2 separate regions of the Homo sapiens genome follow, and region 2 is linked to region 1. Evidence: read pairs that join two places in POLR2A ChIA-PET (ENCODE). Cell type or tissue: Panc1. All regions are shown on one strand. Each heading gives the region's core, and the rest is flanking DNA. Links, peaks and the distances in the headings are about the cores only.

Evidence for each region. ChIA-PET counts read pairs that join two places held together with the same protein. Peaks named below come from ENCODE experiments on the same cell type or tissue, not always from the same donor. Only the 100,000 strongest peaks of a DNase experiment are listed, where the experiment ranks them.
Region 2: POLR2A ChIA-PET joins it to region 1 with 7 read pairs; 1 of 35 experiments calls an interaction of 5 or more read pairs at or near these places.

Annotation. Positions count from the first base shown.
Region 1 is chr9:35,684,109-35,693,131 of GRCh38, forward strand. It overlaps TPM2 (tropomyosin 2), which reads right to left and starts at 5,817. Exons shown (of 9, transcript NM_003289.4): 1 at 5,596-5,817; 2 at 5,038-5,163; 3 at 1,539-1,672; 4 at 1,326-1,443; 5 at 1,161-1,231; 6 at 624-699; 7 at 380-442; 8 at 138-207. The coding sequence starts at 5,709. RefSeq lists an enhancer at 3,782-4,259 and a silencer at 7,155-7,234. In Panc1, for the core only: no CTCF peak of the experiment used is centred there; no DNase peak of the experiment used is centred there; H3K4me3 peaks cover 2,840 bases; H3K27ac peaks cover 3,141 bases.
Region 2 is chr9:36,163,488-36,172,510 of GRCh38, forward strand. It overlaps CCIN (calicin), which reads left to right and starts at 5,901. Exons shown (of 1, transcript NM_005893.3): 1 at 5,901-7,847. The coding sequence starts at 6,016. The coding sequence ends at 7,782. GLIPR2 (GLI pathogenesis related 2) reads left to right here. Exons shown (of 5, transcript NM_022343.4): 5 at 1-419. RefSeq lists enhancers at 2,807-2,916, 3,007-3,507 and a silencer at 3,107-3,316. In Panc1, for the core only: no CTCF peak of the experiment used is centred there; a DNase peak (open chromatin) is centred at 3,274; H3K4me3 peaks cover 1,088 bases.

The sequences.
Region 1 (9,023 bases), core at 1,787-6,786:
CCACAGAGTTGGGGAGTTGGTAGGGTCCTAGGTGGCCCAACCCTAGTTTATTGGTGGCAAATAAAATGGGATGAGAAGGTACAGGACAGACTGATAATCACGGCAGGTGTGGACCTACTTATAAAGGCTTCTTTTACCTTCTAGGTCATCGATGGTTTTCTCCAACTTTGCCACAGACCTCTCGGCAAACTCTGCTCGGGTCTCAGCCTGGGGGTAAAGGCAGGATGGGAGAAATGGCAAAGAATTAGGCCCTCCCACAGACTACTGCCTAAGTCAAGCTTCTTGTCCATCCCAACCCTCAAGTGTCCTGCCACAGGCCGTCTCTGGCAAGGATTAGGGTGGCTTGAGGGGAGACTGGGAACTGGAAGAGGACTCTCACCTCCTTCAGCTTCTCCTCCAACAGTTTGATCTCCTCTTCATATTTATCTTCTTTGGTGGAATACTTTTGGGGACACACACACGCCATCAGTACAGCGCTACCACAGATCCTTCATTTCTCCATTGTACCCCGTAGGCTCCTGGTCATCTTGCCTCCGTTGAACACCCAGCCCCTCCCTGCCTTGGGCCCCTCACCTCCCTCCCCTGTGGGACCCCATCCTCACTGCCCCTCTGCTCCCCTCTACCTTGTCCGCCTGGGCCTCCAGGGATTTCAAGTTGTTGGTAACAATTTTCAGCTCCTCCTCTAGGTCCCCACATTTACTGCAGGGGGTGTGTGGCGGGGGGGGCAGGGTGTGAGGGCACAGCGAAGCCAGACAGTGGAGATGGCACAGCAGGGGACGGGTGGAGGAGAGAAGAGAAGAGCAAAGTTGTGAGAGTGACAGCAGGCAGGGCTCAGAAGCCCCAGGCCCTTCCTGATCCCCAGCAGCTGAGAAAGAGCAGCCTGCGGTGCTGAGACGGAGGGAAGGTGAGCTGAGAGAAGGCGCCATTGCCCAGAAAGGTTCAGAGGGGTCACTACCTCCTCCTCTGAGGCCATCAGGGACTTGAGGGCCTGGTCCATGGTTCGAAGTTCCTCCTCCAGCTGTCTGGCTCGGCTGGGGGCAGCGGGCAGGGGTCAGAGAACAGGGCCTGTCCCTACAGCCCCAAGCCTAGGATGCTACCTTCCCACTGTGTGGAAGGCCCCAGGGCCAATGGGCTCACTTGTCACCCCCGGGTATCTTTACCTCTCGGCCACCTCAGCCCTCTCCTCCGAGCGCTCCAGCTCTCCTTCCAGGATCACCAGCTTCCTGGCCACCTGTGGGGAGTGAGAAAGAGAGGGTAGATCAGTGGAGAAGGACTGGGCATGTTGCAGGCTGGGCAGCGAGCAGGCAGAGGGGCAAGGCTGTCACCTCTTCATATTTGCGGTCTGAATCCTCAGCGATGTGCTTGGCCTCCTTCAGCTGCATCTCCTGCAGTTCCATCTTCTCCTCATCCTTCATGGCCCGGTTTTCGATGACCTTCATTCCTCTGAAAGGCAGGGAGAGGGTGAGCGTAGGGTCAGGACCAGCAGAGACAGGCTCCCTTCTCCCTCCCGGACCATCCTCCCCGAGGCCCCTGACCACCTCTCGCTCTCATCAGCCGCCTTCTCGGCCTCCTCCAGCTTCTGCAGGGCTGTAGCCAGGCGCTCCTGGGCCCGGTCCAGCTCCTCCTCAACCAGCTGAATGCGGCGGTTCAGGGAGGCCACATCTGCCTCAGCCTGTGGGTCAGAGGTCAGGGGTCAAAAAGGCCTTGTTAGCCTTGGATAAGGATCAGAGAGGCTCCAGAGGATGGCGAGATTCTTCTCAGAAAGAACTGAGGCTTCCTGGTTTCTAGACATTCTATGTGATTTTTCCCCAACCAATCATCTTCTGCCCAGACTGTGCTCCAGTAAAAAATGTGCATTCAGGCCGGGCATGGTGGCTCACGCCTGTAATCCCCGCACTCTGGGAGGCCGAGGCGGGTGGATCACCTGAGGTGAGGAGTTTGAGAGCAGCCTGGCCAACATGGTGAAACTCTGTCTCTATTAAAAATAAAAAATTAGCCAGGCATGGTGGCGCATGCCTGTAATCCCAGCTACTTGGGAGGCTGAGGCACAAGAATCACTTGAACCCAGGAGGCGGAGGTTGCAGTGAGCTGAGGTCGTGCCACTGCACTCCAGCCTGGGTAAAAAGAACGAAACTCCATCTCAAAAAAACAAAAAAATACATGCATTCCTTGCTTGACAAGCTCCGCTCCCCTGCTGCAGGGCCTCTCCTGCACTGTGCACAGTTAGTCTCCCAAAGGTCACCTGCACACAAGTCCTCCTGTTCCCTGTGGGAGCACTTCAAGTGCTGGGGCCAGGTCTGATGCAGCTCTGATTCCTACACAGCAAAGCCTGGCCCAGGTAAGGGGATGGGAGGAGAATCAGGCCAACCAGACATCACTGCTGCTAAGAATAGCCCGTCACAGAATCAAGCTCAGTGATACTGGGCATGGTGGTGCATGCCTGTCATCCCAGCTACTCCGAAGGCTAAGGCGGGAGTTCAGCTTGACCCCAGGAGCCCTGCCTGGGAAACATAGCAAGATCCCATCTCAAAAAAAAAAAAAAAAAAAAGTATCAAGTTCAGTGATGTCATCTGTCATCAGCTGTAAGGCAGACTCCCAGCAAGAAGCCCAAGAGGCAGGCCTATAAGGAATACCCATGGCTGTAGCAAGGGGCTCCCTGCCAAGGCCAGCAGAGAGCTGGGGGCAATGCAGGGGCAGTGTGAGGGATGTCTACTCAGCCCCTGGGCTTGCAGTAGGAGGCAAAACCATGGAGGTTTTGGAAAAAATCCATAAAAACTGGTCAAACACTGAGAAAAAGGGCAGAGCAAGGCGAGCGCCAGTAAAGGAAAATGAGAGGAGCAGGGCAGCCACGTGTTAAGAGCATCGGCTCTGAGTCAGATTGTCTTTGAGCCACGGCTCAGCCACTCAACACCTGTGTAACTGTGGGCAACTTATTTAGCCTCTCTAAGCTTCAGTTTCCTCCTTCACAAGTTGGAGTTAACAATAACAGTTCCTCCTTCTTAAGGCTGTTCTGAGATAATCCACTGCTTTTAATACTCAGTTAATCAACAGGACCTTCGGTGAGACTCATAAAACTAAACAGGTTCTCTTACTCCATGCTAGATCCACTGAATTGGGATGTGTAGGGCGGGGGCTTGGGAATCTTCTCTTTTTTTTTTAAAGCCCCCGAGTGATTCTGATGATAAGCCAAGTTTGGGAAATTGTAAAATAACATGCAGAAAGCACTGAGTACATTGCCTGCACAGGGTCCACATTCCATAAATATTAGGTTATCCCCTTTCTCTGTCAAAAACAAGGACACAGAGACCCTGAGATTTCAGAGTGGAAAGGAGAGAGGACCTGTGTAGGGAAAGGAGGTGGGGGGAGGGGCTGGGGGCAGCACTTGGACACAGCATAGGAAGCAGGTCCTTGGTCGGACTGTAGGGCAGGAGAAACAGCACCATATATAGAGAGTAGATGGTAGCTTGTCTTCCAGGTGCTGAAGGCACCTGGAGCTTGGCCACCTAGAGTGACAAGAGCCCATCATGGGCACAGGGCCGGATGACAGTGTGGAAGCATTCTGGGGACAGCATTGGGGGTTGGGAAGAATCACTGTGGGGGACATTGGAGTACTACCCTAGAGAGAGGTGAGACTGTAAAAGAAAAACTCTGCATGATGGTGGGGTGACAAAAGACTCTGGAAAGTTTGGGAAGTCCTGGGGTCCTCATCATGGGACTGATATGTGCCATTTCCTGCCTCTCAAGCTCTTCCCAGTTACGGGGGCGGCTCTCTAACCACAGGACAGGCACTACTGTCCCCATTAGAAAAATGGGAAGCAAGAGAGAGGGAGAAACTGAGGCACCATGTAAGTTGAGTGCTGTGTTCAAGGTCACCAGGAAGCTTGGGCAGTCTTTCCTATCTGCTCCTGGTGCTGCGGCTCTGCCTCCCCAGCTCTGTCCCTGTCCCCCCTGCCCCTCCAGCCCCCACCAGCAACTTGGGTTTCCAATCTTGCCTCCAGCTGCACTGGGCCTTGGTTATTTATAGAGTGTCAGATGCCCAGGGTTGTCTGTGCTAGCAGCTGCAGGTCAGCTCCCTCCCAAGTGCCAGGACTGGTGGAGAACCAAAACTGGAGGCTGGAGGTCACAGAAGCCCAACCCCTGGGGGGCTGGGAACATGAGCAGTCGACACAAACAGCTATGTCATCTCTGATGTTCAGACCATGCTTTATGCTAATCTAACCATAGGTTCATCTTAAAACAATCCTGGGTGGAAGGAAGATGGGGAAACTGAGGCAGAGAATGGGGAAACTACCACCACACCAAAGCCATATGGCCATTCTCCTACCTTAAGCTGGGGGTTGGGAATGGCAGGAAGTGAAGTCTGGTTGGGGTTGTGGGGTGGGCAGAGAAATCTCAGGGTAAATGACCTGCCAAGGTAGCTGCTTTGGCATTTGTGGCCCTGTCCCTCTGCCCTGTGGCCTGGCATGGTCTCCAGGCTGACAGCTTAATGAGGGTAAATGAGGAGCCATTAGAACCTGAGCTGGGGCCCCAGGGCACAGCAGGGCTGCTGAAGCCAGAGGTCAAGGCCAGGGAATTTCTAATGGCCCCTTAGGGTTGTAACTCAAGTGGGGTCTCATCTCTGGATCCCTCTCCCTCCTCCTGCAGGCTAGTACCTCACATCCACATCCCCCCATCCCCAAACGGCTGCAGTCTCCTCTCCAATTTCAGCTGGAGGATTAATTGAGGTAGATGGTAAATTCTTATACCTTCCACCCCCACAATGACTCATTGCTTGATCACTGTACATTCTAAAAGCTGGAACCAAACAGAATTACAGGGCTAAGTCCTCTGGGGGAAGTGGTAGGTGGTTTTGATTTATCCACTGTCTTGGATTACTTGTGTAAGTTTACCCTAGCCCTGGTTACTGAGATGAAACCATTTCTCTCCTGGCGCTGGGGACATAAGGGGATAAGGTGCCCCAATCCTCTTATTCCCATACCCGGGGGGCCCCTTCCCAGAGCCCTAACTCCTCCCATTGTCCCCCAAGTCCACACTCACATCAGTGGCCTTCTTCTCGGCCTGCTCCAGTTTCTCCTGGGCCTCCTTCACGGATTCAGAATACTTTTCCACCTCATCCTCTGTCCCCTTCAGCTTCTTCTGGAGGGCCTGCTGCTCCTCCTCCAGCTGGGACAGAGGGGACTTGGTCAGCCAGGCTGGGAGGGGGCCCAGGCCCAGAATGGAGACGCGGTGTGTGTAGGGGCGCTACTAAGATTTGGAGGCTACTGGGATGGAAGCGGAATAACATAAAAGGGACAGTACAGTCAAGGGTACTGGTGGGACCCGTTGAGGGTACAGAGAAAACTTCAGGCCCCAAGGAGCAGGACCAACCGCGCTCTGCAAAGGCAGAGTGGAAACCAGGGGCCTGGGGCTTCCCCAGGCTATTGTAGGGGAGAGAAGCGGCTCTGGCGAAGGCCCTGAGGGTACTGCGAAGGCCCAGCCCCCACCCTGGGTGAGAGAGAGCCTTGGCGGGCAGGCCCGGGGCTGGGGGACCCATGGCAGCGGCCCACCCTTGCCCTAGGCGCGGGGAGAGCAGGCTGCACTGGGCCCGGCCCTAACCTGCTTGCAGCGGTCCTCAGCTTGCTTCTTGTCGGCTTCGGCCTGCTCGGCGCGGTCGATGGCGTTCTCCTTGTCCAGCTTCAGCATCTGCATCTTCTTCTTGATGGCGTCCATGGCTGCGGTGGGGGGTGGGCCGGCCGGCAGGCGGTGAGGACCGGACGGACTGGGCTGGGTGAGCGGACTGGGTGCACCGGTGGCAGGCGAGGAGGACGGAGCGGGACTGGGACGTCCCGGCCACGCGGGCGCCTAAAAGGCGGGGAGGGACCGGGCGGGGCCGGCAACCAGGACCCTCCCCCACCTCGGCCCAAACCTTGTAGGGGCAGAAGCACGGCCCGGCCGGGGGGTGCGGCCGCCCCCTTCGCCCACCCACTGGGGACCGCCTCCCTTGGGGTCCCGCCCCCATCCCCCTCTTCCCTGCCAGCCGTCGGAGGAAAAAGTGGCCGACGGTCGGCTGGAAAAACCCCGGCGATGCGAAGGGGAGGGGACCCTTGGGCTGGGGGCTCCGTGCTTCCTCTGAGTGACAGCCGGACCCAGTGGCAGCTGCGGCTGGGGCCCCTGGGGCTATTTCGGGGCGTGAGCTCACGGCAGCTGCCCGGGCGCAGGGACCGGCGTGCCCCCCCTCAGCTGCAGCAGCCGCTACCCTTAATTTAGAAGTTTCCTGCAAATCCCCCCGGATTAAATGTCTCTCGGGAGGCGGAGCTCCTCGGCAGTTTGAGTGCCTCAGTTTACCCTGAGTCCCTCTAGGTTTGCGTTATCGACGTGGTGGTAGTAGCGGAGTCTCATCGGGAGCTTGGGGAAACTGAAGCAGGAAGCGAGCCCAGAGCCCCGGTCGCGGTGGGGAGTGTGGCCGGGCTTGCTGCCCCCAGGACCGGCCTGACCTCTCATCCCCTCGCCTCCCCTCCCAGCCCCTGCCCCTGGAGCCAGGCCCTTCCTGCGAGCACCCGGCGGCTCAGGACCCAGCTCCCCGCCCCGCCCCCCACGTGCCCCGCATATTTTCCACGCGGCTGCGGCCAGGCTGGTCACCGCGCGTTCCCCGCCCCCGCTCCCACCCGGACGCGTCCCGAGCCCCTCCGCTCCCCGCCCCTGGCTCCGCCTGGCCCCACTCCCCTCCGCGCGCCTTCCCTCTTCTCCCCCGCTCCCCGCGGACGCTCCTCTCTTTCCCAGTGGGCCAACTTTATGCTGAAATTTCTTTTCTGCCCTTTTTTGGGATGTTTCCCCATTGGGAGGCGGAGCCGGGCTGCGGCGGGGAAGGCGGAGGGCGAGGGGAAGAGTCACTGAGCTGCGGGGCATAGGGGGTCCGGGGCGAGGTGCCTTCTCCCACCCAGGCCGCCAAACCAGCGCCGGAGCCGGGTCGTGGGGTCTGGGAGTCGGAGGCGCGAGGCGCGAGGGTGTTTGTTTTCGTTTTTCCCTGGGGTGGGGTGGGGGGAAAGGAAGTGGAGAGCCGCCGGGAGGAGGGGGAAGGGGAGGAGAGAACAAGCGGAGGAAGCCGGGAGGGAGCTGCTAGCCTCGCCCCCACCCTCCAGTCATAGAGGGGCGGGAGGCCTGGATTTTGCAGTGGGCTGGGGACCGTGGGAACCCGAGGCCGCTGGCCGGGGCGGTGGGGAGGTGGCGTGGAAATGCATTCAGATCTGTTTAGCTGCCTGCTAGCCACACGGAGAGCAACCCTGGCCTGACCTCGCAGTGTTCCTCTAACTCCGTGGAAGACGCCTCATCCACCAGTAGCCTATGCTAGACCACTGGGTATCCCCTGCCCTTCGCGTCTCACAACCACCTAATCCTGGAGAGGCTGCCTTCTACCAAGGAGGTTCCTCCTCGGGTCGGTCTGGGCTGGCCTCTGGCCGCGCCTTATGTTTTCTTCAGTCTGTTTTGTAGTCTTACTTCTAGTTCCTCAACTCATTCATTCATTTGACTGTCCCATGACATTGTTGTCAAATATCTTTTTAAAAGTTAATGCGAATATTATCTAAAATTCTCCAAAACCCCTCCCTAATCCCTGTCCCCCCACCTTTTTTGAGACGGGAGCTTGCTAGATTGCCCAGGCTGGTCTTGAACTTATGGGCTTAAGTGATCCTCCCGACTCAGCCTCCTGAGTAGCTGGGATTACAGGCGTGCGGGCACCCTGCCTGTTTTGAGGAGAAAAAAAAAATCCACATTTCTTAATATGGTATAGAAGGCCCGTTGTTTTGGCTGTTGCCTGCCTCTCTGGCCTCATCTCCTTCCATGCCCAACCTCACCCCCAGTATTCATACTTGTACCTCATGCTGCATTCATAATGAGCTACGTGCAGGAGCTGGAAATAGCCATACTTTTCTTAAAGCTTCCACAGTTTATGCATTCTGTTCTCTCTCCCTAAAATGCCCATCCCCTTGGCTGATTCCTGGTGGCCTTTAAGACTCAGTAAGTGTCAGCTTTTCTGGGAAGCCTTCCCTGGCCACTTCTCTTCCCACCGCCTCACCTAATAGGTGCGTGTTCTTGGTGCGGGCTCTCACCCTCATCCTAGTCCCATGGTATAACTGTTCTTATACCGGTTTGGCGCCTCCGCCGGTCTGTGAGTCCTCAACAGAAACGACTGTTCTCAATTCTGAATCCCCAAGGCCTATCACAGCACCAGGCATAGAGTTGGCACTTCATGAACATTTGCCAGATGAGTTTTTTATGTACCAGTTTCTGGGTACTTATCAAATATACTAATACGGTGTGGGTCTTTTGGTCTTAGAACCCATTACACTCTTAAAAAGTATTGAAGACCCCCAAACAGCTTTTTTGTTGAAGTGGGTTATATCTACCAATAGTTGCCATATTAAAATGAAACTTGAGAAAAATTTTAAATATGTATCAATTCGTTAAAAATAACAAAAATAAACTCATTACACATTAATCATGTTAACATAATGTTCTAAATGAAAGATAACTATATTCCCATTCCCCGAATTAATGAGAGTATGGAAATTATTTTACATTTTTACGAATCTCTTTACTCTCTGGCTTCCAAGGGGACAGCTGTATTATCAATATCTCCTTCCATATTTGATCTGTTGCTATATGTTGGTTACTGAGACATATGAAGAAAATCCTGTCTCACAACAGATATGCAGTTGGAAAGATTTATTTATTATTTTATTTATTTATTTTGAAACAGTCTTGCTCTGTTGCCCAGGCTGGAGTGCGGTGGTGCGATCTTGGCTCACTGCAACCTCCGCTTCCCAGGTTCAAGCAATTCTCCTGTCTCAGCCTCCTGAGTAGCTGGGACTACAGGCATGCACCACCATGCCTGACTAATTTTTGTATTTTCAGTAGAGACAGGGTTTCACCATGTTGGCCAGGCTGGTCTCGAACTCCTGACCTCAAGTGATCCGCCTGCCTTGGCCTCCCAAAGTGCTGGGCTTACAGGCGTGAACCACCACGCCTGGCCTATTTATTATTATTAT
Region 2 (9,023 bases), core at 2,530-7,529, 480 kb after region 1:
CCAGGCCTGTTCCTGGCAGCTGTGGCTGCAGCTGTGCTCCTGCTCCCTCCTGGAATGTGCGACAAGCCCAAATGTTCCGGGGAGGCGGCCGGGGCAGGGGGCTTAGAAGTGCTAATATGGTTCTGTGTTTTGCCTGAAACGATACCAGGTTCCCCTGAATAGCAACTTTACAAGGTCCATGTGGGAGGGACCAACCCAGATGCCCTGCTGAGTGTCCCTGAAACCATGGCAGCTCCATCTGTCAAGATGGCAGGGGCCGGAGTGAGGGGGCTGCTGGCTTAACAGCAGGCATCTGGGCAGGCCAGTCCTCAAAGCAGCTCCTGAAGGTCTGTGTTGCACTGTCACCAGTCTCAAGCTATGCCTCTAATTTCACCAGGGATATTGACTAAGAAGACAATAAAATCTTTTTCTTTGTGTAATAACCTCCTCCAATGTGATTCATACTTCATTCTCCATGGCTGAGACAATCCGTGACTCTGAATCCCTCTCTCGATTAACCCCAGAATACCTGCAACCCATTCCCCGTGGACTGTGTTGCTTAAGTGGCCAAGTTTTAAGCCATCTGACCCACCAGCACAGAGCTGATTGGACTAGAGTGGACACTGGATCCAACGGCAGCCAATCACCAGGCTGGCCATGGACTGGGAATTTCAGCTAAGAATTATGGAGAGAATTTACCAGTGGAACTGAAAAAAATAAGGATGCCATAAATTGGAATTAGGGCCATGGCAAACCAAAGCTACTTGCAAGCCAAGTTATGAATAGGAAATACACAGAAGCGAAGAAGCCAGTTATTGGAGGTACAAAAGAGGAGGAGATGCTGAGAATATTCTTGAATGTTCCTGAGTTTTCTAGCTCCAGCCCAAATCTGTATATCTTTAAAATATGCCCCTCATTTTCCTCAGGGCTTCCAAACAAACTGATATACCAGCCGATAGTCCCCAAAGATTAGAATCATACCATCTCTTCCTAACGGGAGACACCATGAACAGAAAATGTGGCGCCTGGTAGGAAGCTGACGGTGGGTGAAAAGACCCTGCTGAGATCCTTTTCTGGCCCCACCTGGCAAGCTGCCAGCCAATGAACTTCTTGGTGGCTCCTCGGGTCACCCCCCCCACCCCCATACACACACACACACACACACACACAACCAGGTGGTGGAAGCCAGCATGCAGCCAGCCTCTATGGGCTGGAGTTTGTTTCCACAGTTGGCTGGATTGAGGAAAAAGCTGGACCGGGGAGCTTTCCTGGGCTAAAGAAATGCCAGACAGCAAAGCTGGCTGAGCAGGTGGGCACTAATCTCACTTTTAAGGATTTCTTGAAGATGGCAAGCCTCACAATCCAAAAAGAACAAGGACAAACCAAACCGCGGCTCTCCTTTGTAGCCAGAGGGCAGAGGAAGAAGACAGCTCTCTGGTGCAAGCCTCTTCCTCTCCCTGGGCTTCAATTTATCCACCTGTACGAGGTCTGTCACATGGAGTTAGGTCTATCAGTTCTCTCAGGTCCCCATGACACCTCCAGACCCAACTTAATGCTGGAAGTGTCTGATGAGAGAGCTCATTCCTGCCTTGGTGCTCTGGGAGCTGAAACAAAAACAAACAGGCATGGCCACCTCCTCCACTGAAATGCTCCCAAGGCTGAAGCTTGCAGGTGGGAGGGCAGGGGAGAGGACAAAGGAGGTGTGAAGCAGCAGGGCCTGACCCACCCACCCCCTGCTCCCGGGTGAAGATGTCCCAGGAGGCGAGATCTGCCAGCCTGCATGTCCATGGGAGCCAGAAGGTGTCTGGCATCAGCACCAAGAGGCCTCATCATTCACCCAAGTTGCTGCTGCTGCTTTGCAGAAGGTAAGGGCTGAAGAGGCATTAAGGGCTTAATTATTCTCCCAGGGAGACTGGTCTCCGGAGGAGGAGGCTGAAATTGAAGTCTACTTCCAATGGGGAAAACAGAAGTTCTTCACTTTGTGCACGTATCATATCCCAAGAGACCGAGTCTCTCTATCGCATTCGGGCGGGAAGGTGGACAAATTCAGTTTAAAAGGGTATTTTTGGCCAGGTGCGGTGGCTAACGCCTGTAATCCCATACATTAGGAGGCCAAGGTGGGTGGATCACGAGGTCAGGAGTTCAAGACCAGCCTGGCCAAGACGGTGAAACCCCGTCTCTACTAAAAATACAAAAGTTAGCCGGGCGTGGCTGCGCGCGCCTGTAATCCCAGCTACTTGGGAGGCTGAGGCAAGAAATTACTTGAACCCGGGAGGCGGAGGTTGCAGTGAGCCGAGATCGGGCCACTGCACTCCAGCCTGGGGGACAGAGTGAGACTCCATCTCAGAAAAAAAAAAAAAAAAAAGGGAAGGGGCGTATTTTCAAATAATTTTCAAGTTACCAAATCTAAAAATAAGGAAAAGACTAGTCTGGAATGAACGGACGAGGGAGGGAGACAATGAGAATGAGAATATGACTAAGCCAGGGAGGGAAAGAGCTGGAACGGCTCAGATTCCCGAGGCTGATACTGAAATTTCCCGGGAGGGGCACTGAGGACGGCCCGAGGGTCTAGAGTGGGGCTTGGGCCCAGATTGGAGGAGATCAGAGAGGTAAGTCCTTTCTGTACCTTCTCGCGAATGCCTGGGCGAGATGCAAGTCCAGGCCCTTCTCTGGGGTCTCTTCCCAAAGGCTGGTCCGGGTGGGGCTACTGGGCTCTTTTGCCTCCCCCTCCCTCCCGCCCGCGGCGCTCCAGCTGGCGCTTATCCCCTTCTTGCACGAACAGCAGTTCCACAGACGCCCCACAGGACTCCGGGAGCCCCACGCCAGCCAGGAATCTGTCCGAGTCTGCGGGCACCCTCCTCTCTCCCCGCAAAGGACTCGCAGGGGTCAGGAAACCCCCCCAGCTGTTACTGGGAGTCGGAGACAGTCTTCTGGCCTCTGGAGGGCGCGCCTCCGTTGGGGGCTCAGCGTCCCCATCTGTAAAGTGGGGACAGGTGTGTGTCTGGGGAAATCTAAGGAGTCCTGCAAGGCTGAGAGCCCCCGATCCTGCCGTTTGAATTCCAGGGTCGCGGCGGACGGCACGGCGCTGCCGCCTTTGCACGGTGGCGCGTGGAGGCAAAGCGAAAAAGGGGACGCCCCGCGCCTCTTTTCCATCCTGGAGAGGGGTTGGGGTGGTGCCCGGCGCAGAGGCGGTGCGCTCGGGGGCGGGGACGACCCTCCAGCGCCACCGCGTGGCTGGACTGGGTTCGGGCGGCGGGCCCAGAAGAGACGCGAGGTAGCCACAGCCTCCTCAGCTACCGCGAAACCAGAACCACGATGACCACAAGTTTTTATGAAGGGAGCAGCCACGAACGCCGGCGCTGGGCGAACTGGTGTAATATGAGTAAGAAAACGGCAGCTAGCATTGATTGAGCTTTATGACAAGCCCACTACTCTCCAGTCCTTTTCTCATTTAAACTCTAATAATAGGCCGGGCACGGTGGTTCACGCCTATAATCCCAACCCTTTGAGAGGCCGAGGCGGGCGGATCACCTGAGGTCAGGGGTTCGAGACCAGCTTGGCCAACATGGTGAAACCTCGTCTCTACTAAAAATACAAAACTTTGCCGGGCATGTTGACAGGCGCCTGTAATCCCAGCTACTGGGGGTGGGGGGTGAGGGGGGTTGGGGGGTTGGGTAATAAAAGACAGGGGAATTGCAACAGAGAAAGAGTAATTCACACAGAGCCAGCCGTGCGGGAGACTGGAGGGTTTTGTTTTTGTTTTTTGGGGTTTTTTTTTTTGAGACGGAGTCTCACTCTGTCGCCCAGGCTGGAGTGCAATGGTGCGATCTGGGCACGCTGCAACCTCCGCCTCCCGGGTTCGAGCGATTCTGCTGCCTCAGTCTCCCCAGTAGCTGGGATTACAGGCATTACAGGCATGCACCACCACTCCCAACTAATTTTTGTATTTTTAGTAGAGACAGGGTTTTGCCATGTTGGCCAGGCTGGTCTCGAAACCATGACCTCAGGTGATCCGCCCACCTTGGCATCCCAAAGTGCTAGGATTACAAGCATGAGGCACCGCGCCCGGCCTGGAGTTTTATTATTACTCAAATCAGTCTCCCGGAGCATTGGGGGAGCAGAGTTTTTAAAGATAACTTGGTGGGTAGGGGGAAGCCAGTGAGCCAGGAGTGCTGCTGATTGGTCAGAGATGAAATCATGGGAGTTGGAGCTGTCTTCTTGGGCTGAGTCAGTTCTTGGGTCTGGGGGCCACAAGATCAGATGAGCCAGTTTATTGATCTGAGTGGTGCCAGCTGATCCATCAAGTGCAGGTTCTGCAAAATATCTCAAGCACCGGCCGGGCACGGGGGCTCACGCCTGTAATCCCAGCACTTTGGAAGGCTGAGGCAGGTGGATCACCTGAGGTCGGGAGTTTGAGACCAGCCTGACCAACATAGAGAAACCCCATCTCTACTAAAAATACAGAATTAGCCGGGTGTGGTGGTGCATGCCTGTAATCCCAGCTACTCAGGAGGCTGAGGCAGGAGAAACGCTTGAACCCGGGAGTTGGAGGTTGTGGTGAGCCGAGAACGCACCATTGCACTCCGGCCTGGGCAAGAAGAGCGAAACTGTCTAAAAAAAAAAAAAAAGAGAAATCTCAAGCACTGGTCTTAGGAGCAGTTTAGGGAGGGTTAGAATCTTGTAGCCTCCAGCTACATGACTCCTAAACCATAATTTCTAATCTTGTGGCTAATGTTAGTCCTACAAAGGCAATCTAGTCCCCAGGCAAGAAGGAGGTCTGCTTTGGGAAAGGGCTGTCTTTGTTTAAACCGTAAACTATACATATAGGTTTCTCCCAAAGTTAGTTCAGCCTTTGCCAAGGAATGAGCAAGGACAGCTTGGAGGTTAGAAGCAAGATGGAGTCAGTTAAGTTGATCTCTTTCACTGTCTCAGTCATAATTTTGCAAAGGCTGTTTCAAGCTGAGATCGCACCACTGCACTCCAACCTGGGTGACAGAGCGAGACTCTGTCTCAAAAAAATAAAAATAAAAATAAAAATAAACTCATAATAATCTTTGAAGTGGGTACTACTATCAAATATTAGTTCCATCTCACAGAGGAGGAAACTGAGGTTTAGAAAGTCTGATCAACTCGCCCAAGTCCACCTTTGATGGAGAAAGCTGACCCACTGAAGCCCCCAACATTTTCCAACTGGACACTTGGAAATGTTGGGGGAACATTCTAGTTTGCCAAGGAGCTGAAATCATCCGGTCTTTAAAGACCCTCCCATGCCCCCGTTTGTGGTTAACTCCTTCATCCCTGCTCCAGGGAGTGGCCTCCACCTCTCCATTTTGAAGGAGAATGATGTCTGTGGCCACCAAGGTCAGAAGCCAAAGGACAGAGCTTTTCTCTGATGCCCAGGAGCCTTGGCAGGAAGAGTGCTTGGAGAGTTGAGAGTCAGAGACTGGGGAAAGCTGGGTAGTCAGGAGCTTCCAGAAGGGTAGGAAGAATGCGAGGTTCCCCAGGTTCTGGGCCCTGCTCGGCTTCCAACTGGCTATGTGATTTTGGGCAAGTGCCTTCTCTTCTCTGGGCCTCAGTTTCCCTCAAAATGGGAGGATTCTTCTAGGTCTAATAATCTCTTCCCTTTCCCCACCTCCCCTTATCTCTCCTACACAAACTGCTCCCCACTGCCCCACCCAGACTGGCTCTGATATTCCAGAAGCCTTTAACTACGGTTTGAAAGTCCCAGGTGGAAGTTGCCGCCCATCCCTGAGGTTCCTCCTGAGCTCTGGGCCCAGGGCTTTAGGTCCTGCTAGGGTATGTGGCCTTGGCAGGTTGGAGAGATCAGAGGGGAGGAAGGCCCAGTGCCTCTGAGACAGGCCTCAGGGAGGCCTGCATTGTGATGACCTGATCCACTCTATGACATCATCCTCTCTTCCACCCTCTCTTCTCCCTGGTCAACCGCTCTGCAAACAACCATCAATCTGATCCCACAGGCCTGAGAAAGTCTGCTCTCCAGTACCTGCTGCTGATCTGTTTCAGCCGACAAGAGGCACCATGAAATTGGAATTCACGGAGAAAAACTACAATAGCTTCGTGCTGCAGAACCTGAACAGACAGAGGAAACGCAAAGAGTACTGGGACATGGCCCTGAGTGTGGACAACCACGTCTTCTTTGCACATCGCAATGTGCTGGCTGCTGTCTCCCCACTGGTGAGGAGCCTCATCTCCAGCAATGACATGAAGACCGCTGATGAGCTTTTCATCACCATTGACACCAGTTACCTGAGCCCGGTCACAGTGGACCAGCTTCTGGACTACTTCTATAGCGGCAAGGTGGTGATCTCCGAGCAAAATGTGGAGGAGCTGCTTCGTGGGGCTCAGTATTTCAACACACCACGCCTTCGAGTTCACTGTAACGACTTCCTTATTAAGTCCATCTGCCGTGCCAACTGCTTGCGCTACCTCTTCTTGGCTGAGCTGTTTGAGCTCAAAGAGGTATCAGACGTAGCTTACTCTGGCATTCGGGACAACTTCCACTACTGGGCCAGTCCTGAGGGCTCCATGCACTTCATGCGCTGTCCACCTGTTATCTTTGGCCGCCTGCTCCGTGATGAAAACCTTCACGTGCTCAATGAAGACCAGGCGCTCAGCGCACTCATCAATTGGGTGTACTTCCGGAAGGAGGATCGGGAGAAGTATTTCAAGAAGTTCTTCAATTACATCAATCTCAATGCTGTCTCCAATAAGACGCTGGTGTTTGCCAGCAACAAGCTGGTGGGCATGGAGAACACCTCATCCCATACAACCCTGATTGAGAGTGTCCTGATGGACCGCAAGCAGGAGCGGCCATGCAGCCTGCTGGTCTACCAGCGGAAAGGGGCCCTGCTTGATTCCGTGGTCATCCTCGGTGGCCAGAAGGCCCACGGCCAGTTCAATGATGGAGTGTTTGCTTATATCATCCAGGAGAACCTGTGGATGAAGCTCTCAGACATGCCCTATCGGGCAGCAGCACTTAGTGCCACCTCTGCTGGTCGCTACATCTACATCTCTGGTGGCACCACTGAGCAGATTTCAGGGCTGAAGACAGCCTGGCGGTATGACATGGATGACAACTCCTGGACCAAGTTGCCTGACCTGCCCATCGGGCTTGTCTTCCACACCATGGTGACCTGTGGGGGGACAGTGTACTCAGTGGGCGGGAGCATTGCCCCAAGGCGGTATGTCTCCAACATCTATCGCTATGATGAGCGGAAGGAAGTCTGGTGCCTGGCAGGAAAGATGAGCATCCCCATGGATGGCACCGCCGTGATCACTAAAGGAGACAGGCATCTGTACATTGTCACTGGACGGTGCTTGGTGAAAGGTTATATCTCCCGGGTCGGGGTAGTGGACTGCTTTGACACCAGCACTGGGGACGTGGTCCAGTGTATCACCTTCCCCATTGAGTTCAACCATCGGCCCCTGCTCTCTTTCCAACAGGACAACATCCTCTGCGTGCACAGCCACCGGCAGAGTGTGGAAATCAATCTGCAGAAGGTGAAGGCAAGCAAGACGACCACCTCAGTGCCTGTCTTGCCCAACAGCTGCCCCTTGGATGTGTCCCATGCTATATGCTCCATTGGAGACAGCAAGGTGTTTGTATGTGGGGGTGTCACCACTGCCAGCGATGTCCAGACAAAGGACTACACCATCAATCCAAATGCCTTCTTGCTGGACCAAAAGACAGGCAAGTGGAAGACCCTGGCTCCTCCACCAGAGGCACTGGACTGTCCTGCCTGCTGTCTAGCCAAGCTACCTTGCAAGATTCTTCAAAGGATTTAAACATTTTAAGTGGGAGAATAAGTAAATGCATTATTATTCACGATTTAATGAGAGAAAGAGAGGAAGATGGCCTGTTGTTTCCTTCTTAGTGTTCCAGTCCATGCTTGGCCCTGAAGGTGGAGATCCTAGGGGAGGGCTGCTCCCAGTGGGTGGAAACTCAGGGCCACTATGTCATTGGAGGTATCCAACAGGGCCTGGAAAGGAACCCCTGGTGGGTGGAATTGAGGCCCCTCCCAGGCACTGGCCAAGGCGATGTCTGTCCCCTATTCTGTACCCCTGTGATCACCTCTCAGGCATCTGCTAGATTGGCAGGTAAACATCCACTCAGAGCTGTGAAGCATCAAGCTCCTCCAGCACCTGCTTCCCTCCGGTCTTTCACAAAAGCAGGGGAGGACCCGTCCCAGGTCTGAGAGAGGAATCTCATGGCCAGGAAGGAGAAGGTGACCTGGGTAAGACTCAGAAAAGAAGGCAGAAGGAACAGGGGAGGCAAGGTTACTTAGCTTCTGTATTTGCCCATGCAGCTACGGTAGTTTGTGTCTCATTTGTGGGAAAGCTGGAGGTTCCTTACAATTGTTTCTACTAAGCCAAGTACATTGAGAACTTTCTCCAGGAATATGAGTCTGAGGGACTGGGGATAAAAGAGAGGCCAGTAAAGGGAAAAGAAAGAAACATATCCTGGTCGGGCACAGTGGCCCATGCCTGTAATCCCAACACTTCGGAAGGCTGAGGCAGAAGGATCACCTGAGCCCAGGAGTTTGAGACCAGCCTAAGCAATAAAGTGAGATCCCGTTTCTAGTATAAAAAAAAATAATAAGGCCGGGGGTGGTTGCTCACGCCTGTAATCCCAGCACTTTGGGAGGCCAAGGCAGGTGGATCACCCGAGGTCAGGAGTTTGAGACCAGCCAGCCTGACCAACATGGTGAAACCCTGTCTCTACTAAAAATACAAAATTAGCGAGGCGTGGTGGCACATGCCTGTAATCCCAGCTACTCGGGAGGCTGAGGCAGGAAAATCTCTTGAACTTGGGAGGCAGAGCTTGCAGTGAGCCGAGATAACGCCACTGCACTCCAGTCTGGGCGACAAGAGTGACACTCCGTCTCAAAAAAAAAAAAAAACAGAATCTACTTTTGCATTTGGCAAGCAGCTAGACTAAGGGTGCTAGAAAGCCTGGATCGCTTTAATTCAATCAAGGCATTATATGATTCAAATTTAGGCTTTAGACTATTTCCACCTTTATTCTT